4 separate regions of the Homo sapiens genome follow, and regions 1, 3 and 4 are each linked to region 2. Evidence: chromatin contacts called from ENCODE Hi-C or POLR2A ChIA-PET data. All regions are on one chromosome and are shown on one strand. Each heading gives the region's core, a stretch centred on a gene start or an enhancer-like site at or near the end of the contact. The rest is flanking DNA. Distances are from core to core; before and after follow the strand shown.

Evidence for each region. Hi-C counts contacts between places; a loop is a spot of excess contacts on that map. ChIA-PET counts read pairs that join two places held with the same protein, here RNA polymerase II (POLR2A). Pooled maps may share reads with other maps.
Region 1: a loop to region 2 is called in a pooled map, with 4 times the contacts of the local background. The contact joins the enhancer-like site here to the promoter of RTN4 in region 2. A Hi-C loop is called at or near these places in 1 of 168 maps with a recorded cell type or tissue (PC-9) and 8 of 50 pooled maps. POLR2A ChIA-PET finds 5 or more read pairs at or near these places in 1 of 52 experiments (OCI-LY7).
Region 3: POLR2A ChIA-PET joins it to region 2 with 17 read pairs in PC-9. The contact joins the enhancer-like site here to the promoter of RTN4 in region 2. POLR2A ChIA-PET finds 5 or more read pairs at or near these places in 3 of 52 experiments (A549, PC-9 and endothelial cell of umbilical vein).
Region 4: a map of CD8-positive, alpha-beta T cell shows a loop between it and region 2 (24-fold over the local background). The contact joins the promoter of PNPT1 here to the promoter of RTN4 in region 2. A Hi-C loop is called at or near these places in 3 of 168 maps with a recorded cell type or tissue (CD8-positive, alpha-beta T cell and naive thymus-derived CD4-positive, alpha-beta T cell), 4 of 37 single-sample maps with no recorded cell type and 13 of 50 pooled maps. POLR2A ChIA-PET finds 5 or more read pairs at or near these places in 1 of 52 experiments (activated CD4-positive, alpha-beta memory T cell).

Annotation. Positions count from the first base shown.
Region 1 is chr2:54,519,242-54,525,400 of GRCh38, forward strand. The region is part of intron 1 of SPTBN1 (spectrin beta, non-erythrocytic 1); the gene reads left to right. It overlaps SPTBN1-AS1 (SPTBN1 antisense RNA 1), which reads right to left. Exons shown (of 4, transcript NR_185881.1): 4 at 76-1,224. It also overlaps the pseudogene C9orf85P1. Among named protein-coding and RNA genes, the nearest start is that of SPTBN1-AS1, 36 kb to the right of the region's middle. RefSeq lists an enhancer at 5,479-5,648. Within about 2 kb of position 3,577, at least 2 of the 41 ENCODE cell types and tissues checked have a DNase peak (open chromatin) inside an H3K27ac peak, as active enhancers do.
Region 2 is chr2:55,048,026-55,054,237 of GRCh38, forward strand. RTN4 (reticulon 4) reads right to left here and starts at 2,426. Exons shown (of 9, transcript NM_020532.5): 1 at 1,720-2,426. The coding sequence starts at 2,275. RefSeq lists enhancers at 1,432-2,244, 2,207-2,256 and silencers at 1,747-1,866, 2,007-2,066.
Region 3 is chr2:54,468,034-54,474,450 of GRCh38, forward strand. All of the region lies in intron 1 of SPTBN1 (spectrin beta, non-erythrocytic 1), which reads left to right. Among named protein-coding and RNA genes, the nearest start is that of SPTBN1, 15 kb to the left of the region's middle. Within about 2 kb of position 3,602, at least 6 of the 41 ENCODE cell types and tissues checked have a DNase peak (open chromatin) inside an H3K27ac peak, as active enhancers do; they include endothelial cell of umbilical vein, where a contact is called at or near this core.
Region 4 is chr2:55,691,643-55,697,805 of GRCh38, forward strand. It overlaps PNPT1 (polyribonucleotide nucleotidyltransferase 1), which reads right to left and starts at 2,202. Exons shown (of 28, transcript NM_033109.5): 1 at 2,021-2,202. The coding sequence starts at 2,181. RefSeq lists a silencer at 1,392-1,451 and enhancers at 2,022-2,141, 2,152-2,211, 2,242-2,391.

The DNA of each region.
Region 1 (6,159 bases), core at 2,327-4,826, 530 kb before region 2:
GAGTTATAAAGACAGAATGATGGGATCATGACCTCAAGAGGCCATGGCTTATTGATGGTAAGTAAATAGAAGGTTTGTAATTATGAAGCAGTCTTTTAATGATAGGTCAGCGGTGCATAAGGTGTCGGAGGGAGTGCATGTGGGCACTGTCTAAGGTTGTCTAATTCAGACCAGGTGGTGGTGGTGGTGAGTGATTTGAGGAGGTTCCTGGATGTAGTGATACCTGAGCTAGGATTTGCAGGAAGAGCAAAGAGCTGTTCCAGGTGATAGGTTTGGAACTGAGACAAGAACATGATTCTTCTCTCTCAGGAGTTGCAAGAGCTTAGGACATGGATAGTGGGACCAGGCTAGAGAGATGGGCAAGGTCCTCGTGAAGAATCTCATTTTCTCTCCTAAGGCTTCTTGGCATTATTCTGATGGCATTGGGAGCCATTTGGTAGATTTTAGTTTTTAGGGGGATAAAATAACTGGAATTACATTTTAGCACGGTCCCTCTGGTAGCATTGTAGGGGAATGGATTAGGGATTACAATGAGAGATGAGGAGCTGGAATGAGAAACTCCTGCTGGAACTAACTCATGAGATTTTCAGGAGGTACGAGTTACCTTAGGGCCACCCTGTGGAGCGAGAGGGAGAAATGAAAGGTGACTGCGAAGGTTTGTGTCTGGGGCGGCTAGGAGAAGTGGGGATGCCATTCAGCGAGGGAGTGGTGGAGGAGATGCAGGGCGTAGAGGTCGGGGCTGTGAGTTCGGTGTTCGACAGGCGGAGTTAGTGATTGTTAGGAGACACCTGCACCTTGCAGGGAGCAGCTGTCAGCACCGGGTAACCAGCAAAGACAGAGAAGTGGATGATGTCACCAAGGAAGATTTTGTAGAGTAACAGTAGAGGATGCTGGAAAGTAGCCTGGGGATTATTGTTTCTTCATAAAACAAAAACCTGCAAGTTTATCTGATAACCTGTGCGACTTAGATAATAAATGTGGTATCTTGGGAAGTAAGAGAACAGGTAAAGTATTTTCCCTCTGGGCTGTTCCAGGTATTGACTTTACGAACTTTAATCAATATAGAGGAGAACTAACAGAATACTTACAAAGCCTGGCATGGTAACATTCCAGTTTCTTTCCTAATGGTTATGACCTGTGGTAGCTCATGCCAGAGCTGTAGAAGCCTCTTTACCTCAAAGGTACAGGATGATAATTTCCACATCCATTTCTGCCTTGATCCACCTGTTTGAAGAAATGAATTTAGTGTCTGCTTATTGAAGCAGAAAATAATAAAGCATCTGGAATTTCTGTGCATCTTATGGAAAATTCCAGTTCATAGGATGTAGGATTAGAGAAGAGTAATTTGAGGGGGAGGATCTTGGCTTTTCTACATATTCCTTTTTATACATACACACACCCACACCCTACCCCATGCCACCCCACCCCCCACCCCACAATAGAGAAGAGCAGGGAAAGTAGATAGGCACTTTCCTATCTTTTTGAAACCTAGTCACAAAGAACATGGGCATTACCCTTGTCACACGCAGGGTATTACTGTTTTTATTCATTCAAAAGTTATTTAACGAGCTCCTACTGTGGTGAGCAAGTCCAGTGGAATCCAGGCCCTTGCTCTGCTATTAGAGGGATGAGGGCCTTTCTCTTCAAGGGGAGATTCCCTTTCCTTGTGTCAGCCTTACATAGTCCTTTCTGGGTTTCCTAATGGTGGAACCACCAGGCAGAGTTCCAAGATGGCCAAGCCTTCCTCCCTTCTCTTCCTAAACTTCCCACAGCTATTTAAGAAGTACAGATGACTTCACAGCCCACGGGAGGCATGGCCAATAGCACCTTGAGAAAACCCAGCCCTTTTTAGATAACCTCCTGGGACACCTGTATGTGTGATATAAACTGTCCTCACAGCTGGCCCTAGTCCCATGTGGAAGTGGGTTAGAGGATGATGATGTTTGTAGCATGCTGGAGTTTGGAGTCTCCATGCCATGGGCACACTCTTCCATACTGTTGCCCTCACTCTGACTTCTTCACCCTCACGTCACTCCCTTGCTGCTGTTGAGTGCCTAGAAGGGACCTTTCCATGATGGCTATGGTGGGAGCGAGGGATGTTTTGCCGTGAAATTGCCTTGAAAATAAAATAGTGGGTTCTATCACTGTAAATACTCAGCTTTCTTTGGACAAAGGACATTGTCTTTGAACAGATGGAGAATATTGAAGAAAAAAGATGTCTCTACCATCAAATTCTGGACACTTGAGTGAAACAGTTGAATAAAAAGAACTCAGAGCATTGCTTTTTTTTTGAGACGAGGCTCACTCTGTTGTTTGGGCTGGAGTGCAGTGACACGATCATGGCTCACTGCGGCCTTGACCTCTTGGGCTCAAGTGATCCTCCCACCTCAGCCTCCCAAGTAGCTGGGACTACGGGCACGTGCCACCGTGCCCGGCTAATTTTTATAGAGATAGTGAAGAAGGGTTGGGAGGGTGTCTCACCATCTTGCCCAGGTTGGTCTCAAACTCCTGGGCTCAAGTGATCTGGCCACCGTGGCCTCCCAAATTGTTGAGATTACAGGTGTGAGCCACTGTGCTTGGCATATATTTATTTATTTATTTTGTACACAGACTAGTGGATAATTTGGATACTTTGACTTCCCATTCACCTTTCTGTTTTTTGTTTTTTTCTTTTGAGACAGAGTCTGGCTGTGTCACCCAGGGTGGAGTGCAGTGGCACAGTTATGGTTCACTGCAACCTCCACCTCCCTGGCTCGAGTGGTCCTCCTACCTCAGCCTCCCAAGTAGCTGGAACCACAGGCGCATGCCACCACAGCTGGCTATTTTTTTTTTTTATTTTTGTGGAGATGGGGGTGTCACTGTGTTGTCCAGTCTGGTCTTTAACGCCTGGGCTCAAGTGATCTGCCTCCCTTGGCCTCCCAAAGTGCTGGGATTACAGGCGTGAGCCACCACTCTTGGCCTAACCTTTCCGTTTTAAGGAACAATAGTAGTGTTTTTAAGGAATACCATTAAGAAAGAACATTAGGAAAAAAGGTGCTTTAGTTCTCTGAGTGACTTCTTTTAAGCTTAAGACAAGAATTATCACTTACTTACTAAGTAATCTGTGGGCTGGGCAAGGTAGGCTCGCACCTGTAATCCCAGGACTTTGTGAGGCCAAAGCAAGCAGATTACCCGAGTTCAGGAGTTTGAGACTAGCCTGGCCAACATGGTGAAACCCCATTTCTACTAAAAATACAAAAATTAGTCAGGCATGATAGTGCACACCTGTAATTCCAGCTACTCAGGAGGGTGAGGCAGGAGAATTGCTTGAACCTGGGAGGTGGAGGTTGTAGTGAGCTGAGATCATGCCACTGCACTCCAGCCTGGGTGACAGAGCGAGACTCTGTCTCAAAAAGAAAGAAAGAAAGAGAGAGAGAAAGAGAGAGAGAGAGAGAGAGGAGAGAGAGAGAGAGAGAGAGAAAGAAAGAAAGGAAAGAAAGAAAGAAAGAAAGAAATCTGTGGAAAGCAGTTGTTGGTTCAGTGATAGAAAGAGAGATTCGCAGGTGGGGGCAGGGCAGGGGCCAGGCTGGGCTTCTGCAGGAGTCAGGTGCGGTGGATGTTGCAGCGCAGGTATAGCAGCCCTGGGGGTTTCTTCTCATTGGTCAGCAGGTGGCACCAAATAGCTAAAACTTATCTGGGGAGAGGCATGCCTTGCTTGGGTTTTACCTTGGGTTGGGTTGGATTAAATTTTACTTTCTGTACTTTCAGAATTTGGGATTAATAGCACTTTCACATTTTCTCCCTAGAGATAGAATCCTCCAAGTTTGAATTTTATAAAAGTCTCTGATATTGATAATAGTCATGAAAGTTAACTATATTCAAGATCAGATGATTGCATGACATTATTAATTTTCATTTTTTGGAAGGGTTTATGACTTTGAATGTTAAATGCCACTGTAAGATCATTCAATGGAATATACTTACTCGATTAGATTTCTGAAGTTTTTGTGTTTTTATGAAATCCCATAAATAAATTGCTAACGTAGGTGTGAAAATTAATACACCCGTGAATGTACTTAATTGAGATTGAGTATGTCTCTCTGATGAGAATCCAGGATTTTACTTCCATTCAGGATTTTTCTATTAGAGCAGAGATGGGTGACAGTTTGAGTCACAGATGTTGTGGCTCAGTGGTAAAGTGGATTCAGTGCTTCTTCCTCAGGAACATGTGGGGTGTGTTGGCTGTGTTCTTGGATAGCATGTGAGAAAACAGCCATGACAAAAGAGCAGGCAGTTGTGTGCTGGTACCACCCAAGAGCCTACTGTTTATTTAAGGTGCAGTTAATTTGTTTCAGCTTATTTACTATGGAAACTTGGTTGCATGTGGCATGTGTGGTTATGTGCTGGAACTTTTAAAAAGCTGCATTTCAAGCACGATAAATGTTTCTTTTCTACATATATGGGTTTGTTTATTTTTTGTGTGGTGGCATATGTGAGGGGGAAGAATCATCTCTTGAATGATCCTTCTGTGTTGCTGAGTGGTGTCTGGTTTGGTTAGCACGCAGGCTGTGGTGAGGAGGCCTGCTGACTCTGGCCTAGGTGCACATCTTGGTGCACACTGAACAAGGCTTTCACTAAGTGAGCATCCAGCTACAAAAACCTGACAATAAATTTTTGAGTTTTAAGATGTTGATAACAGCCGGGCATGGTGGCTCACGCCTGTAATCCCAGCACTTTGGGAGGCCAAGGTGGGCAGATCACAAGGTCTAGGAGTTCGAGACCAGCCTGGCCAATATAGTGAAACCCCGTCTCTACCAAAAATACAGAAATTAGCTGGGCATGGTGGCTCGCGCCTGTAGTCCCAGCTACTCGGGAGGCTGAGGCAGAAGAATTGCTTGAACCCAGGAGGCGGAGGCTGCAGTGAGCCGAGATGGTGCCACTGCACTCCAGCCTGGGTGACAGAGCGAAACTCCATCTCAAAAAAAAAAATGTTGATAATTTATTTTTTTTCTTGGGATAGCTTCATACCACTTTAAAAGGGGTGTTGTCTTTTCACTCCTTTCTTCCTACATTTGCAGATTAACAACTTACTTAGATAGCTTCATATGCCTGACTGAGCCTGTTTCCCCCCAGTGAAATTTAAAATATGCGGGAATTTAACCACATTTAACCACACCCATAGGCATCAGGCATAGCACTAGCTCAGTTTCTCAATGTCTCGGGTCTAGTCAGTCCTTCACCAGGCCCTGTCAGTTCTCCCTCCAAAGCACATCCACCTCTAAGCACATCCACCTCTTAACCATCCCCGCTTCTCCACCCAGAGCTGCACCGCCATCATTTCTGGAGTAGCCTCCCAAGTGGCCCCTGCTTCCATTATTGCCGCCTAGAATCTGTTTTCCACACAGCCCTGGGAAGAATATTTTACAAATACACTCAAGGGTGGTGTCGGTTATTAGCTTAAAATCCTGCAGTTGCTTCCCGCCACACTTGGGCTCGCCCACCTCCCTCCCTAACCTTGTCTCCGAGTCTCTCCCGCTGCCCACTAGACTCAGCCACATTGAACTTGCCGTTCCTCCTGCATGCTATGCTGCTTCCTTTGCCTGAAACACTATTATTCTTGATCTGTGCGTGACTCATTCCTCTTGACATTGAGTTCTCAGTTTCAGGACCCACTCGAGAGGCCTTCCCTGATCACCAGATCTAAAAATAGTCACATGACTCTGCTGTCATTTTTTTTTATTTAAACTATCTTGCCTTTTCTTGTGTGCTTTTTGTCCAGCTCCTACCACTAGGATATAAGCTTCCCTAGAGCCAGGTCCTTATTGCGTTCATTTTTATCCCTAGCATCTGGTCCAGCACAGAGTACGTAGTAAGTCTTCATTGTATTTTGGTTCAATGAGTGAATAATAGCTATATTGAAGGGAGAAGCTGTGTTTAAAGCTTATCAGTTCAGGATAAAGAATAGCAAGCGTGTATTGAGCATCTACCATGCACTGGTACTGTCCTTGGTTGCCATACACTTACATCTTAATTTTTTTTTTTTATTGGAGTTTTGCTCCTGTTGCCCAGGTTAGAGTGCAATGGTATGATGTCGGCTCAACCAAAACCTCCGGCTCCTCGGTTCAAGCAATTTTCCAGCCTTGGCCTCCCAAGTAGCTGGGATTATAGGCATGCGCCACC
Region 2 (6,212 bases), core at 1,176-3,675:
CTACTACATACCTATATGTAGGCTATATGGTATAATCAATTGCTCCTAGGCTACTAACCTATACAGGATGTTACTGTAGGCAACTGTAACACAATGGTATTTGTGTAGTGTTTATCTAAACATACCTAAAATAACACTGTACAAAGGATTAAAAGATGGCACACGTGTGCAGGGCACTGGCCATGAACAGAGCTTGCCAGCCTGGAAGCTGCTGTGGACGTGAGTAGTGAGTGAATGTGAAGGCCTAGGACATTACCATGTACTACTGTACAACTTACAGACACTCTACGGTTAGGCTACACTAAATTTATCTTTAGATATATTTTTTCAATAATAAATCAACCTTAGCTTACTGTATCTTTTCTATTTTATAAACTTTTTGGCTCTTTTGTAATAACGTTTAACTTAAAACACAAACACATTTTAAAGCTATAGAAAAGAAATTTTATATTCTTATTCTATAAGCTTTTTTCTATTTTTTTTTTAACTTTTGTTAAAAACTAAGATACAAACGCATTACCCTAGGCCTACACAGGGTCAAGATCAAGACGTCGCTAGGCGGCAGGAATTTTTCAGCTCCATTACAACCTTATGGAGCCACCGTTGCAAATGCGGTCTGTCCTTGACCTAAACGTCGTTATGAGGCACGTGACCGTATTTTGATTCTGTAACCTAAAACATATCCTTCTGAAAAACAGTATTTCTAACCAATATATATGAAAATGTCTGTCTCAAAACATTTCTCTGTGTCTCATGGTAAATCTGCCACGAGTTCAATTAGCCAATTCCTGGCAAGGAATCCACAGGTTTTCCCTTCTTTAGGAATGTCAACCATTTTGCCTTTTATTTTTTTCTGTAAGATTCAATTATGATGCACTAAGAGGCTGGGCCAAGTCCACACTAACAGCAATTCCTCCGACCCTGCAGCTGAAACCCCGGCAGAACTACGCCCCCTCGAACACAATGCCTAGATCCCCTTTCCCTGGCTCGGTTTAGCTGGTGGGGAGCAGTCCACATCACACCCCGGGGAGCTGGGCGGTGGCAGGACTTTACCAGAACTCTCTCCTTCCCATTTCTCCACGCACCACACCACTGGAGGCGCTCTCCCTTCACTGCGGTTGGGTCAATGTGGACGTTTTCCACTCGGCCAGCTCCCCACGAGCACAGGAGGAGGGGGAGGGGAAGCGCAAAGGGGCCACCCACGCCAGCCAGGAGGTGAGGAGGGAGCCCGGGGCAGAATGCAGGCCAACAGACCCGCAGCAAAACTGCACCTTTTCCAAAGGAGCAACCCAGACGGGTAGACAAAAGCACCTCCTAAAAATATCTGGGTGCCAAGGCCTTTCCTTCCTCACCTCGAAGCCCAACCAACCCGATAAATCCACAACCCTGGCTCTCGGGTATATACCCGGCTCCTACTACGGGTGGGTGCCTAACTTCCGAGAATCCGTACGCTGGGCATCACACAGGGTGAAAGTGGGAGCCGGGAGCGGTGCACGTGTTCCCCGAAACCAAGACGGACAATAAGAACAAACCCGGGCTCCAAGGGCCGCCCCACCCTTCTCCCCGCGCTTCCAACCAGACGGGGCGCCATCGCCCCGAAGTCCGCAGACAAAGCGCCCTCGGGGCGGAGAGGAGGGACCAGCCCAAAGCATCTGGGGCTGCACACAAAAGAGGGAGGGGCGCGAGGGGCGGCGCGAAGCGAGAGGTCGCGGCACTCACCCACTGAGCCCGAGGAGCCCCTGCGCTTGGGCGCGGCCGGGGTGGAGGGGGGCGCGGCGGGAGCCGGGGCTGGCGGGGTCCACACGGGCTCTGCCTGGGGGCTCACGCTGGCCGGGGGAGGAGGGGGAGGCCGGGCCGGAGGCTCGTCGTCCTCAGGGAGCTTGGAGGGCGAGACTGCGGCAGCAGACAGCGGGGATGGCGCGGGCACGGTCGACGACACCGGGCTCGGGTCCCAAGACGGCTGCCGCTCCGGGGCGACGGGGGGAGCGGCCGGCAGGGGTCCCCGGGGCGCCGGCGGCACGAAGTCATTTCCGAAGTCCATCAGGGGCGCGCCGGCGGCAGGGGCGGTGGGCACTGGGGCCGCGGACAGCCCGGCGGCGGGCTTCCTCTCCAGCACCTCCAGCTCCTCCAGGTCTTCGTCCTCGTCCTCCTCTTCCTCCTCCTCTTCTTCCTCCTCGTCCTCGGGCTCCCTCACGAACTGGTACTTGAACGCGGGCTGCGGCCGGGGTGGGCTGTCCGAGGACGAGACCAGAGGAGACTGGTCCAGGTCTTCCATGGCTGGAGGGTGGAGATGATGCTGCAGCTGCTGCCGCCGCCGCCGGGGCCGCGTCTCAGAGCCGCGGGCGGTTGTGGGGGTTGGGGAGGACTGAGAGGGGCTGGGCCGACTGAGCCGAGGGACCTACTGTGGTGACGGCTCCCGGAACAATGAGACTGCTCCTCCTGCCTCCGCGCCGGTGATGCGCCACCCGCCCTGTCCCCACTTGCCGCCGCCGCCCAGATGAGCTAGGAGTGAGGCCAGCGGACTCTCCGCCCAGTTTGGCGTGACTCACCCTCCCCAGGGGAGGGCAGGGACTGGCGCGGGAGGGAGAGAGCCAATCGGCTACAGGATCGAGAAGATAGGCGACCAGCCGGGCCAACAGAAAGGGAAGGAGATGAAAGTGGGTGGGGACTACGGCACTTCCTCTCTCTTACCGGCTGGGATTGCGTTCAATGGGCGGGGCTGAGAGCTGGGAGCTCCACCCCCACTTTGGGTAACCGTGAGTTGGGGTGGGGTCTTGGCCTTGCCCGCAGCTGGCGTCCGTATGTCGTTAGAGCACTGGGAAAGGGGGCGGGCTGCTGGCTGGGAGGGGTCGGCGCGGTTTCTGGCGCGCCACCGGAAGGGCGTTATCCTGGGGGAACTGAGAGTGGAAACTTTCCTCCCGGGAAAGGAAGAAACCCGACTGGAGAAAGGTATTAGCGGGACTGGGAAGTGGGCCCTAAGGATTTTTAAAGATTTTTGAAATAAAAGATTATTTGTTCACTCAAAGTTCCAAACTACATCACTACTACTACCACCCTAAAATAAGAAAAAAATTGTTTTTTGACAGTTAGGCTCACTCAGTCTAAACCGCAGCCCCCGAAATTGGGAGGAAAACAGCTGTGCTGAATTAACTAGGGATCTGGGGCCGACCATTTGAAAGTCTGCTCTTCTTCCAAAGAGAGTTTGGGGCCTTGCCTGCTGGACTCTTACATGGTAAGAGAGTGAGTCACCCAAAGAGAGAGGCAGCGGGGAGACAGGAAAGTGGAAATACAAAGATGCCTTGGAAAGCTAATTTGGTTCACGTTACATTTCAGTCACCTTAGGTTCATGAGTCAACATTTCGGATGATTCAGGCTTTCTGGGAGTCAGGAAGCCCCATAGTCATTGGTTTGATATGCAGGAATAAGCATGATCCCCATTCCACTTTTTATGAGGCTGGAGAGTTTAAAGAGAGTAGTTGCAGAACATCTTTGTAAGAATCAGGATCCTTTTATCTTTCTGATTTACCTTTCAAAAATATTCACTGCATGCCTACTCTGGAGGCCCTGGAGAGAAGAGGATAACCTGCTTTCAAGTTGCTCAAAGTCTAAATCTGTGCTGTACCTGACAGGTACTGGCTACTTGTGGCTACTGATTGAACACTCGGAATGTATGTAGCTAGGCTGAAATTAGATGTGCTGTAAGTGTAAAATGCGCACTGGATTTCAAGAATTAGTACCTCCGAAATGTAAAATATCTCAGCTTTCCTGTTGACTGAATGTTGAAATTGATATTTTGGATATATTGGGATAAGTATAATATTATTAAATTAATTTTACTTGTTCCTTTTAAAGCAGCTTCTAGAGTTTTTTAAATACATAATGGCTCACATTATATTTCTTTTGGACAGTGCTAGTCTAGATTAATAATTAAGAAAGTTTGATTGCCATGGGGAATCACTGGCAAATTCTTAGCTCCAACTAATTTATATTACTGTGGCTTAATTTGGGTATTAAAAAAGAAAAGTAAGAGTTGGAGGGAGGGATAAATAGGTGGAACACAGAAGATTTTGGGGGCAGTGAAACTGTTCTGTATTATCCTGTAATGGTGGATACATAACATTATGCATTTGACAAAACCCACAGGACTATACAACAGAAAGAGTGAACCCTAATGTAGACTATTGACTTTAGTTAATGATATATCAATATCAGTTCATCAGTTGTAACAAATGTACCACCTCAATGCGTTATGTTAATAATAATAGAGGAAACTGTGGTTAGGGGGCAGGAGTGAGAGTGTATGGGAACTCTGTACTTCCTGTTCAACTTTTCTGTAAACCTAAAACTGCTCTAAGAAATAAAGTTTATGAACCTTTAAAAAAGGAAAAGAATAAAGATTTCCTGGCAATGTTACTTGATTGGGTTAATTATCAACAATATATTCAAGACCTATCACATTAATTCCACGGAGAACTGGCTTTATTTGTGCAAAACGTTTGTGACTTGCTTTGAGTTTGGTGTTATTTTTTGGAGGGGTTGGGAAGAGTAGGAAGAGAGATGTATTGATGTAGAATTTTGGGGCGGGAAGTTAATGCCAAATGAATTTAAACAAAACAAATTTCTACAATGGTGACTACAAGAGACATATTTGAAGTCTTTGTCAAATATTTATCAAAAATTATAAAAAATTTGCCTGATTTTCAACCAATTGCATAAACATACAAAAATATACTAACAGTATTTTATGATACGACCTTTTCTATTGTCACAGTTTAGCTATCAGCAGTCTTCCCCGCATGCTTTTCCCACTATGACTGTTCTGAAATTCCTTAATGATAAGTTTCACAGGGCCTTTATGTATGTCTAATATAAACAGGACTTACGTTATTTGCAAGTTGTTTATATGATATTTCTGCATTCATATATCCCTGTACCTACTACTACTAAAATAGTCTCAAAGGAGTATCTTTAATCAAAGTTTCACAAAAGAATAATTATAAATAGTAGATTTACAATTTTAATAGGAAATAGCAGTTAATATTGATGCAATAATATAAGCACTATCTGGTGCAGAATAAAAATAAATTTTATTAATCTCAGTGACTTCTAAAAAAATAAGTATTTGATAGATAGATGAGTAAAGAGTTTGCCCAGCTTTCATAGAATGATCAACAAAGCAAAAAGAAAGGAGGCTGTTGCTGCTCTACCACAATTAAAAGTAAAGCTAGTTATACATTGTTGTAACTAGATGTAAATATCACTATCACTAACAAAATTCTGGTGGACATTTGAACCAGTTAAAAGAAAAATGCACATTCTAGATACTAATAATAGTTTTAAAATAATTATTCAATAATTTATATTTGAAAATAGCTTATCAGACGGGCACCGTGACTCATGCCTATAATCCCCGCACTTTGGGTGGCTGAGGCGGGTAGATCTCTTGAGGTCAGGAGTTTGAGACCAGCCTGGCCAACATGGTGAAACCCCATCTCTACTAAAAATACCAAATTAGCAGGGCATGGTGGTGCACACCTGTAACCCCAGCTACTTGGGAGGCTGAGGCAGGAGAATTGCTTGGACCTGAGAGGCAGGGGTTGCAGTGAGCCAAGATCATGCCATTGCACTACAGCCTGGGTGAAAAGAGCGAAACTCCATCTCAAAAAAAAACAAAAAAAAAAAGAAACAAAGAAAAGAAAATACCTCATCAGAAGTAGAAGATTAAAGTTTTCAGATACCACTGGTTAGTAGCTGTTCTCTCTGAGAACACTACAAGAGATCCAGCCTGCTAGAATCATAGAATCTTAGGGTTGGGAGAACTTTGGGAGGTCAGCTTAACCAATCTCTCTTCCATTATCATGGTCTCACTTATAAGCAAGAGCTAAATAAAGTGTACATATGGACATAGAGTTTGGAATGATAGTGGAGACTCAGAAGACTGGAGAGAAGGAGAAGGGATGATGAGAAATTCCTTATTGGTACAATGTACATTATTAGGGTGATGGATACACTAAAAGGGTGACCACTATGCAATCAATACATGCAAAAAAATTACACTTGTACCCATAAATTTATACAAATAAAAAATTTAAATAAAAAAATTCTTAAGAGTACCAAAATGATGTTTCAGTCTCTTTTAAATAGAAAGATTGAATGTAATTCAGAGGTGCTCTTGAACACAGGCCAGTCATTTTCAGTAGGTGAAAAAGCTG
Region 3 (6,417 bases), core at 2,352-4,851, 580 kb before region 2:
TGCGGTGGCTCACGCCTCTAATGCCAGCACTTTGGGAGGCCGAGGCGGGCAGATCATGAGGTCAGGAGTTTGAGACGAGCCTGGCCAACATAGTGAAACTTTGTCTCTACTAAAAATGCAAAAATTGGCTGGGTGTGGTGGTGGGCTTCTCTAGTCCCAGCTACTTGGGAGGCTGAGGCAGGAGAATCACTTGAACCCAGGAGGTGGAGGTTGCAGTGAGCTGAGACCGCACCATTGCGCTCCAGCCTGGGTGACAGAGTGAGACTCAGTCTCAAAAAAAATAAAATAAAAAAATAAAAAATAAAAAAATAAAAAAATATGTGTGTATATATATTTATTTATTTATTTTAGTGTTTCTCTTTTAAGCCTTTTTTTTCTGTGCATGTTTCTTCATCTCACACATACATATTAAGGGCCAATCCTCCAATCTTAAACTGAAGATGTAGAGTTTTGACAGTCTCTATAATGACATGATGATGTTCAGCACTCTTGCAGCTTATGCATGTTGCATGGCAAAACATAAAATCTAATGACTGGTCTATAGTTAAAGCTGTAGCATGAACACTATCTGTTGCCCTGAGCTGTTTTAGGGGTGGGATGTTAAAGAAAAATGGAAAGGAAGAAAGAATTCAAAAATTTGTTTATTATAGCTGTTTCTCTTTTATGAATAATGTCTTTTTACAATGGAAAAATACCAGAAATTAAATTCTCATTAGATAATGTGCTTTCTGTTTTGTTCTGAAGGGAATTCCCATCACAGTTGCATTAATTCCCCTGAGAGACATCTCCATATGCTTCGGACAACATCTGATTTTACTTTTGTGTTCTGATTTCAGAGTCTTTGAAATACCTATCCCATAATGTGTCGCAGTGGAATGGATGTGGTTATTATAATCTTGGTTTTAAGTGTAATAAATTTTACTGGGCTGGGTTTGGTTGTAACTGATGAAAGCATATACTAGAGCTCAGCTTTCTTGGGGTCTTTGTATTAGCTGGATTCTTTACAATTCTATCTTGGGATTTAGGATCTGTTTCAAGAAGAAAAAGCGTTATTTCTATTTGATTATGCAAGCCAGTTCTTTAAGCCTTTAGGACATCAGATGGATGGAGGTGACTTGCTGGCCTTTGTTGCCTTTAACTCTAGTATTCGGCTTCTTTCTGAGGAAGGTGCCAAAACGGCTTCCGTATCTGCTGAAGGAAAAGAGGGAGTGGGAAGAGGGGAGAAATATTTCATTGGAAGATAAAAAAAGCTCTTTCCAGCAATTTCCTTTAGAAACTTGGGGGTTGCTGTTAGTCTCATTTGGGTAATGGGCCCCAAGGAAAAGTGACAAATGGCCTTCTTCTGGGGTTTAAACACTAAAGGTCAGTGTTGGCCCTTTTCACAGTTAAGAGGGAAAAATCTGAGCTGGGCTGGGTGGACTTTCTCCAACTAAGGGATTCTTCTGAAACTCCTAACCTGATGGGAATCATTTTGTTTGCAGGTGGCCAAAGCCCATCAAGGGAAATGCTTGATGGTTACTGTGCCTGAGCTGCCTGAAGCCTGGTGTAGGAGTCTCAACTTGATCTTGAGGCAGCTGCAAATGTTAGGTCTTGACACTTGGGATGGCAACAAGACCAGGCAGTGCCCAGAGTGGTCCCAGCGGCCTAGGTTAGAGGAGGGTAGGGGGCTGGAATGTGGCCTTAGCCAGTCCTCTGAGCAGATGAGAATACCTGTCACTATTTCAGGAGATGAGTTGTGGTCAGAGATATCAGTCAGGTGACTTCTCTGAGAGGGGCCTGGTCCTTCTCACAGCAAGATTGACAAGTCTGTGCTGCCAGTTGTCCCTAAATACCCAATTTATCTCCTGGGGTGGAGTTGGGGAAGTGCCTCTAGCCTGGAGCAAAGAGATCTGCCTGCCATTTCGGAAGGAAAGAAACCAGCACACATCCTGTCTTTCATTCTCTGTTTCAAAGGTAGGTTTTTGTCTGTTTGCTTGTTTTTAAATCAACACCCAGGGCTAAAGGAAATCCCGAGTTTCCCTGATAATCAGGATGATTTCTTATTTTGAAAGGCCTATTTTGCCTTCGAAGTGTGTGTTTCTGACATAGGTTTCATCCTAGTTCTAGAAATCTTGCTTAATTCATAAAAGGTAAAAGTTTAATTAGAGAGAAGGCTGATGTATCGTCTTGTTTCAAAGGGAGACTATTCTTGTCTGTCATTTGAATTTTTTATATATATTTTTTCCGGCTGTGAAGAAATATTTTATTGGTACATGTGTACATGCATTTTTTATTCTTAATTATAGTATGTATTTTCACTGGACTACACTCTTGTTAAAGGAAACTTTGTTCACGTGAAATAAACCTATCTTTAGTGAGTCATACTTGAGAACTGCTTCTCAGTCTCCTCAACTTTTAAAGTCAGTGGTATTTCATGTAAAGAGTGTATCGGTAGCTGGCCTATCTCTGGAATGTTGTGCAGCTGTGCAGAGCGTGAGTCTCAAATGTGCTAATTAAATATGTTTTTTAGCAAGAATGGAATGTAGCAGCATTTGAATGGCTTCAAAAAACATTCCATTTTGTTTCTGAAGAGGGCTTTTTTCGTTTTTGCCAAATATTAAAAATTAGAGAGTACACTGACTTTTAGAGGATGTATTGCTATGTTAAATTGTTCTGTTCACCAGAACAGGGTGGCATGTGCCTGTAATCCTAGCTACTTGAGAGGCTGACGTGGGAGGATCTCTTGAGCCCAGGGCTTCAAGACTAGCCTGGGCAGAGTAGAAAGAACCTGTCTCAAACCCCACACTGTTCTTTTCGCAGAGTTAATGGGGCTCATTAAATACTGAGATTATCCTTTAGAACAATCTTGTCCAACCTACAGCCTTTGAATGTGGCCCAGCACAAATTTGTAAACTTTCTTAAAACATTATGAGATATTTTTTGTGATATTTATAGCTCATTAGCTATCATTAGTGTTTTACTTTATGTATAGCCCAAGACACTTCTTCTTCCAGTGTGGCCCAGGGAAGCCAAAAGATTAGACACCCCTGCTTTAGAATGTACTCAATTAATAATCTTCAAAATGTAGGGATTAGGTGGGGTGGCTCATGCCTGTAATCCCAGCACTTTTGGAGGCCAAGGTGGGAAAATTGCTTGAGCCTAGGAGTTTGAGACCAGCTTGGGCGACATGGTGAGACCTGGTCTCTACGAAAACAAACAAAAAGAACAGAATGTAGGCAGTGGTGGCATGAGTAAGGTTCTAAGGTTTACCATCTTTAGTTGATCTTGCTCATTTCCCTTGGTATCAGTTCTCCTTCCTTACTTGGTGAGTGCTTAACCTTTCTTTGGGCAGTAAGGCATGACATTTCTCCCCAGGTTGAGCAGTTTTCTGATACATATTTTTTGGCTGAGTGTGACTTGTATCTTTTTGGACTAAGCTCCATTCACTCAGATGGTGGTCTGATTTTTTTTTTTTTTTCAGTCAGGCATTGTGCAAAGTGACCTGATGGGAATAAATGGCAGGTTGGTTGTGTAATGCAGCAACATCTTACTTGGTTGTCTTTAGAGATAAGTGGGACGTGATTCCAGCAAGGCTGTGCATCAAATGTTGGAATGTGTTGGAGAACTGCCAAGAGGTTGGGAGCAAGCTGTGTGACAAGCACTAATGCAGCCTTGGCCTGCCTTAAAATAGCTGCAGGTTAACAAATATCTTGAAACTTGGCATTTCTTTTGAGCAAAATTGCTCCTCTGAATGTGTTACCAAGAGGTGCTTTCCTCTTTTTTATCGATTTTTTTTTTTTTTTTTTTGCTGTTCCAACTGTCTTAAAACATCTTATGAGCATATGAAGAAGATATAATTCTCTGTAACATCTTATGTTGAATGATTTTACTGGACTAATTATTAGCACATTATCTGAAACTTCACTTGTAGTTCTTCTGCTCTGCTCACCCAACTCACTGAAAAATATATAGTCTTTGTAGTTTGAATAAAAACTGGGGCCCTGAAGATGTTTTTTTTTTTTTTTTTTTTTTTGAGACTGAGTCTCGCTCTGTCGCCCAGGCCAGAGTGCAGTGGCGCGATCTTGGCTCACTGCAAGCTCCGCCTCCTGGGTTCACACCATTCTCCTGCCTCAGCCTCCTGAGTAGCTGGGACTACAGGCACCCACCACCACGCCCAGCTAATTTTTTGTATTTTTAGTAGAGACAGGGTTTCACCATGTTAGCCAGGATGGTCTCGATCTCTTGACCTCATAATCCGCCCGCCTGGACCTACCAAAGTGCTGGGATTACAGGCATGAGCCACTGCGCCCAGCCTGAAGATTTTTTTTAAAAGTCCTATATTTTATATGTTTGATAGGCTTTTGGAAAGGAATTATTGATGTTTGAACACTAACACATTAGAGAGGCAGAGTCAGAGGCATTGGTTACTTTGCTGTGGAATCTTGTCTTAGCTGATTCACTTTTAGACTTCTTAGTAAGCTCATTGGTAGTTTGTCTGCAGTACTTAGTTCTTGTTTGTAATTAATTCACTGTCTAACTGTAGTCTCTCAATTTTTTTCAATAGAAAGGCTTGTTTTTTAAGTCAGAGTGGTAAAAACAGGGGGGGTTGGGAGTGGTCTTTGAAATGGGTCCTGTACAGACTTGAGCCTGATGGTGATGTGATCAAGGTTGCAGGGGGTGTGGGTACCTGGGTGGGGCTGGGGCTGCCTGTGGGACTAATCTAAACAGCCAGTTAGTTTGGGTGCTCTGAATATGACATTTTTAAAAATGCAGTATTTGGGTTAATGATTGGAAGTAAACTAAGAATTTCCAGGATTTATATGTTAAATAGCAGATGAAAACAGTGAGTTACATGTTAAATAGTAGATGGAAACAGTGAGTTAACTTTATTTTGAGAGGCTTAAATACAAACCAAGTTTCTATACTAAAGGATTTCCTAAAAGATGATATTAACAGATATGTTAATTATCCCATAACTTAAAGTCCTTTAGACGTTTAGATTGAGACTAATTGTGATAATTTCATAGCTCTGTAGCGTATCCTGAAAATGGCTTTGTTTCTTTTGTTTCACTGTCTTCATATGTGTAAGTCTTGAATTTTGCTTTGTCACTTTCCGTATTTTACATGTATTTTAGAGGTCCTCTCCTTGTATAGAAACATTATTTCTGGTTTTATGTAAGTGCCTTATACAGAGATTTATAATTTGTAATTACTGTACTTTTTGGTCAATAGAATTGAGGTTATTTGGGGTATGTTTTTAGAATATGTTAAAAACCATATTTTGTGTTTTTATAACATAGAAAAATATTTCTTGGAAAATGCGTGTGTGGGCAGCTTCTTTTAGATGTATTGATCTTTTCACTTTCAGATGGCAAATGAATTCTATATGGCATTGTTGCCATGTTGGAAAATTTCTTTATTGAGCCTATGACTTCTAAAGTATCAAAATTCTGTTTTTGCTTTTCCCTTTTATTGGACATCTCCAGTTTTGTTTTTTTTTTAAGCACACACGCACACACATACACACACATCCTTGGATAACTGAACTGGTAAATTGTATTGAGGAGAGGTGAACTACAGGCCACCATTTCCTTTTTACTTAGCATACCATTATCTGGTCCCCTCATGTGAAAATATATTTTGGATAGTTTTCACCTCCCACCATCTATTAATTTAGAGTGTGCATTCCTTTAACCTTGCAGGAGAATTCAGTCATTCATTATACGATAAGCAGGCAAAAAGTTAAATACTCAAATGTTCCTTTTCTGGATTATTGTCTGAATTAGAAAAACATTCATTTTAAATTTTACACATGTATATGGGATGTTCTGTCTCCTCGTCTGTATGCCTTGTACTGGCACAAGCTTATAGGACTAGGAACAAATAAGCTTAGCATTTAAAATATTCCAGACATAAAAAATCTATGGAATTTGCTTATATCTACTGGGGGATGCAGTCAGACAGACCCAGGGTTTTAACTGGCTCCTTCTGCAGTGTGAAGGCAGACGGAAACATTGGAGTCTGCTGCAGATGGCAGCAGGGTGGACAGGTGAGGCCCACATGGAAGTTCATACCACTGGTAGGTGGAGTAATGAGTTGGTGTATGAAATGCTAGCCATTTTAGATGTTTCTACAGCTGTTGTTGGCTAGCTGAAAATAAATTGAACTTGTTGAACTGGTAAAAGTTTTGCTGTCTGAATAGGCTTAGATAAAATAGTGCTTCAGATGCCTATAAAGATGTCTATTGTAACATTACTATGATTTTTTTAAGTGGTGATAACCTAAAAGTCCATCATTGGTAAGTTACAGGGTGGACTATATATTCTGGAGGCAATACAGTGTGTAGTTAAAAGTGCTGACCGTGGAGCTGTGGTGCCTGGGTCTAAAACCTGATTTCACCATGGGCCCACTTTGTGACCCTGAGCAAGTCATTAACCC
Region 4 (6,163 bases), core at 952-3,451, 640 kb after region 2:
ACAGTATGTGTCTGTTGAATGAAATGTTCTGGGCATTTCTTTGAAGCATGTGTAGTCCTTGAAGAATGGAAGAGATGTCCACTTCCCTCAAAAATCAGAATTAATGAATGCTGGGAGTGGAATAAGCCTTAGAGATAACCTAGTCTAGGGGTGACCAAACTACAGCTTGTGGCCTATTTCTATATTACTCTTCAATTAAAAATGTTTATATATATATATATATATATATATATATATTTTTTTTTTTTTTTTTTTTTTTTGAGACAAAAGTTTCACTCTTATCACCCAGGCTGGAGTGCAATGGCACGATCTCTGCCACTGCAACCTCTGCCTCCTGGGTTCAACCGATTCTCCTGCCTCAGCCTCCCAGGTAAATGGAATTACAGGTGCTTGCCACCACGCCCAGCTAATTTTGTATTTTTAGTAAAGACGGGGTTTCACCATTGTAGCCAGGCTGGTCTCGAACTCCTGACCTCAGGAGATCCACCCACCTCAGCCTCCCAAAGTGCTCGGATTACAGGTGTTAGCCACTGTGCTCGGCCGTTTTTTAAAATATTTCTAAAGGGTTTGTAAACACATACACACAGTGTGTACCCCAAAAAGCCTAATATATATATTATCTGGTCCTTTATAGAAAAGTTTGCAGACCCTTGATGGAATCCACTCTCCACACTTTGCACAAGAAAATGGTGAATTAACCTGTTCAATGTCAACTACTTATCAAAGTTAGAGTGCGAGACCTGGATTCAAAATGATTTTTTTGCTTTTTGTATGAACTGGGGTCCAAATTTTTTCAAAGTACACGTAAAAAATTTAGATATATGAAGTTTGCATTAGCAATTCCATTTATTCTAAGAACGATTAAAGCAAACTTTTTTTTTAAAAAGCGGTCCCCTAAAAAAAAGTATGGGCTTTGTAAGCAAAAAACAGAAATTCAAAAACCACCTAGTCCCATAATACTAACTTTTTTATAGACTCTTAGAAAGTTATCTAACCTTTTTTGAGCCTCTGTAGTCTTAACTATAAAATGAGGGTAATAGTACCTTTACGACAGGTTTAAAAAGATTGCGAGGATCATATAACTGGCGTTCAAAAAACTGACTTTTCCTTTTCCTCCTAACCCAGGGTCATAGTGGTCACACTTTAGGCAATCAATTAGATTGGATGACATGATATCTTGTACTCCTAACTTCAAGTCATCCTTCCGTCTTAGCCTCCCAAAGTGCTGGGATTACAGGTGTGAGCGCCTGACCTTTTGCCATCTCTTTGCATCGATCTTTGCTTTTGTTTCTCTCTGTGTGTCTCCTTGCCTCTCTCCCTGTCACTGTCTCTCTCTCTCCCCTGCCTCCCTCTTGGTCTCTTTTTTTTGCTGTCTCTTTCTGATGACCTTGTTCCCATCTCTGTGCGTGTGTGGCTCTCTCCCTGTCCATCTCTTACCATCTCTGCCTTCCTCTCCCAGGTCTTAAACGAATATTTCCACAATGTCTGTGAACTGGACCTGGTGTTCAACTTCTACAAGGTAGGCTCCTGGTGAAGAGGAGGCTGAAGGAGCCCGAGGAGTGGGACGTGGGGGACCCGTGGTGCACTAGCCACCCGGAGCCTCTGCTGAGGTCTGTGTCCCAGCTCGAGGGGCATCAGAGCCCCAGCTTCCAGGGTCCGGGCCAGCATCCCGGGGGGCCTCGTCTCACCCACGTCAACTCGTTATTCCTAGGTGGAATGTTTCCCACTTAAGAGCCCAGTGGTCCCGGAAAGTAAAGAGATCGGAAGTCAGGTGGACGGACAGAGTCGGATGGAGCAAAGAAGCCCGGCACACACCAACAGAGAGAACGACATAGCGCGGGAAGGAGGGTCCGAGGAGACACATTCCAAACCCGGAAAGGGAAATTTGGAATTTAGGTTTAGGGTAAGGAGAGATTAAATAGAGCTGGGATACCGGGTTTCTACCCTGGGAGATGAATACGCTCAAGCTGGCTGGACAAGACACCTTATGACAATACAGTGAACGCACGTCACTCCTTACCTGTTGCCTAAGTCCACGGCCACAGCTCGAGACCCTGCGCTACTCCATAGTGCTCGCACTTGCAACTGGGTGAGTGCCCGATCCCGCCGTGGCAGAAGGAAAGGACCATCGCTCAGGGGCCGGAGCCGGAGGCACGAGCAGCAGTACCTGCAGGCCGCCATGACACCCGGCACGCGGTCAACGCAGGCTGTGCCCTGATTGGCTCACTCCGCAGACCGTGGGGCGGAGCCTGATGGAGTTTCGTTTCCGCGGTGCCCGAGGGACGCCGGGGTAACGGAAACCTTGGCCACCTTCTACGAAGACTAGAGAGGGTCAAACCTATCAGAACGCGATTATGTTGCAAACGATCTTTGTCTTTATGTGCCAACGAAAGGCAATTAGATAAATAAGGTTTTTGTGTGTGTACTATCGTAATTTAAAGGAGAAGTCCTAGAATAATGTAAATGTTTAATATGCAGAGTAAATTTATATTTACTTTTAATACTAGAAGTCATAGAACAACACATTATTATTATTTGGATCTGTGAACTAAGAATTAGAATTTGGGTGGTGGGCCTTGGAAAGAGATCTCCTTCTCCCCTTCTCCGCCCTGGTTTTTATTTTAAAAATTTCACATAGCAGATATGTTACTACAGCGATTTGTGTTAACCAATTTACAGTAAATTCATTTTTCATCGACTTGTAATTTTAGAAATCTTTATTGTCACTTCTGATTCATTTTCATTTCCATTGCTAATAATTAGCAATTTATATTTCTGTCCCTTTTGGTCGAACTCTTAAATGCAAAATGCCAGCTACTGTTTGAAGTAAATATTTTGTAAAATGAAAAAAAAAAGTTTTTGGGATTTGAAAAATTTTTAGAGAATGGATAAATTTCTTCCACCCCATTAATCCATTCTGTTAGAAATTCTTTATGTTTTTCCTTGAATGAACCAATGGGCATTTTCATATTATGATGTAAATTTTTTGTGTAAGGTGATAACCGCCTTACCCCAAAGAAAACCAAACAACAAAAACCCAACACTCATTCAAACACAGTTTTAAGAATTAAAAACGTTGGCTGGACGCTGTGGCTCACGCCTGTAATCCCAGCACTTTGGGAGGCCGAGGCGGGCGGATCACCTGAGTTCGAGACCAGCCTGACCAACACAGAGAAACCCCGTCTCTACTAAAAATACAAAACTAGCCGGGCATGGTGGCTTATGCCTGTAATCCCAGCTACTCGGGAGGCTGAGGCAGGGGAATCGCTTGAACCCGGGAGGCGGAGGTTGCAGTGAGCCGAGATCGCGTCATTGCAACAAGAGTGAAACTCGGTCTCAAAAAAAAAAAAAAAAAAAAAAAAAAAAAAAGTCCGGGCGCAGTGGCTCATGCCTGTAATCCCAGCACGCTGGGAGGCAGAGGCGGGTGGATCACGAGGTCAAGAGACCCAGGGCATCCTGGCCAACATGCTGAAACCGCGTCTCTACTAAAAATACAAAAATTAGCTCGGTGTGGTGGCGCGTGCCTGTAATCCCAGCTACTCCAGAGGCTGAGGCATGAGAATCGCTTGAATCCAGGAGGCGGAGGTTGCAGTGAGCCGAGATCGCGCCACTGCACTCCAGACCGAGACTCCATCTAAAAAAAAAAAAAAAAAAAAAAAAAATTAAAAATGTTGATCCGTGATGATTTAAAAAAGAAAAAAGAATGATGAGCTCTAAACAGACAAATGATTTGCTGGCAAAGCAGTTTTCTGACACCTTGCTTTCATGAGCTATTATTACTGATTTGGGATTTCCATTCCAATAGAGGGATTACCATTAACTTTGTTTACAGATTTTTAGTGTTAAAGCAGTTTTTGCGTCTCCTCCCTTTTACTTTACCTTGAGTTGCCACAGAGTTTTCCAGACCAATCTATTGAAATCTCTCATGAAGATAAATCTCTCAGAAAACCTACTTGCCACAATTGAACATGACTTTTGATTTATAGAGTAAGAATACAAAATCATCTTTTTGTTAATATACTTAATTACTATGTAATCATTTTCATTTGGGCAGTATTGCCTAATAGTTTAGAGCATAGACTTGGAGTTAGTCCCAGCTGGTTCCAATCTTGTCTCTGTTAATTACCAGTTGTGTGACTCTAGCTCTCTGAGCCTCAGTTTCCCCATAAAAACAGATAGTAATATGAATCTAATAGGGTTTTTGTAAGGATTAAAAGTGTCGGCCGGGCGCGGTGGCTCACGCCTGTAATCCTAGCACTTTGGGAGGCCGAGGCGGGTGGATCATGAGGTCAGGAGATTGAGACCATCCTGGCTAACAAGGTGAAACCCCGTCTCTACTAAAAATACAAAAAATTAGCCGGGCGCGGTAGCGGGCGCCTGTAGTCCCAGCTACTCGGGAGGCTGAGGCAGGAGAATGGCGTGAACCCGGGAAGCGGAGCTTGCAGTGAGCCGAGATTGCGCCACTGCAGTCCGCAGTCCGGCCTGGGCGACAGAGCGAGACTCCGTCTCAAAAAAAAAAAAAAAAAAAAAAGTGTCAGATGATATAATAGTACCTAGCACATTGTCAACACTCAATAAATGGTAAATTTAGCTTTCATCCAGCCTTTTCGTTTTTTTCAAGACAGAGTTTTGCTCTTGTTGCCCAGGCTAGAGTGCAGTGGCGTGATCTCAGCTCACTGCAACCTCCGCCTCCGGGGTTCAAGTGATTCCCCTTCCTCAGCCCTCCCAAATAGCTGGGATTACAGGTGCCTGCCACCATGCCTGGCTAATTTTTTGGATTTTTAGTAGAGATGGGGTTTCATCATGTTGGCCAGGTTGGTCTTGAACTCCTGACCTCAGGCAATCCACCCGCCACGGCCTCCCAAAGTGCTGGGATTACAGGCATGAGCCACCGCGCCCAGGCTTATCCAGACTTTTCTTAATTCTTCCTCCAGTTTCCAGGTATTCTGAACATTTTTCTCTTCTTCAGAACTCCTTGAACTCCTTGAATCGGTTAGCTTTTATCCAGCCAGAAGTGATGGAAAGCAGCATTTACCTATTAAGAATCCCCCACCCCCATTTCCTCACACAAATCTGATATAATTCAAATAGTAGTAATTGGATAGTAAACTCAAAAGCAAATGTAGGCACTAAAATCTTGCAGCAGAGCTTTATTATGAAGATATAGATGATACAGAATGCGTTTATATGTTTATATTAAGCATTTTTAGATTAGCGTAGAAAGAAAAATATAATAAGTTTAAATTCTTGTAGTTGTTACTACTGAAGCTATAATCCGTGAGGTTCAGTCTGAGATGTTATTCTGCAAGTAGAGTTATGTCAAGTGTAGTTCAACAGCCAAAATATAATTTAAAAGGGATTTATTTACCTATGACTGCTGAAGGACATTAAAAATGATCCAACTTAAATCCACCAGCAACTTCTCAGATCTCCTTTTCCCTTTTCTTCAAACTCTGATGAACCTGCATCAAAACAGTTAATACCACTGCATGTTCTGAATAAGCAACTACGTTAAGTAAAACACCATTGCATTAAATTATGCTTAACTACTTTTTTTTTTTTTGAGATGGAGTCTTGCTCTGTTGCCCAAGCTGGAGTGCAGTGGCACAATCTTGGCTCACTGCAACCTCCACCTCCTGGGTTCAAGCAATTCTCCTACCTCAGCCTCCCAAGTAGCTGGGACTACAGACGTGCGCCACCGCGCCCAGCTAATTTTTGTACTTTTAATAGAGACAGGGTTTCACCATGTTGGCCAGGCTGATCTCCAACTCCCACCCTCAGGTGATCTGCCTGCCTTGGCCTCACAAAATGCTGGGATTACAGGCGTGAGCCACAGAGCCCGGCCCTTTAACTATATTTTAATTTAGTTTGTAGTTTAGTTTAGACAGGATATACATTTATATTGCTTTTATGACTAAAAGCTGTAACAATATGGAAGTTATATTTTGTTATATAGTAACATTATAATTAAAAGTATCAGCAGTCCCTGAAGTGTTCAGGAAAAAATTCTTCTCTTGAAAGAATGTAGCCTACTCAACTTTAAGAAAGTCTGTGCTACACCGCTACCAGAAGGATCTTCTTTCTCAATCACAAATAGAATTGTGTCTCCATCCTGATTAAATTTTTTCAGTGGCTTCCTAAATCTTTAAGGATAAAATTTAAA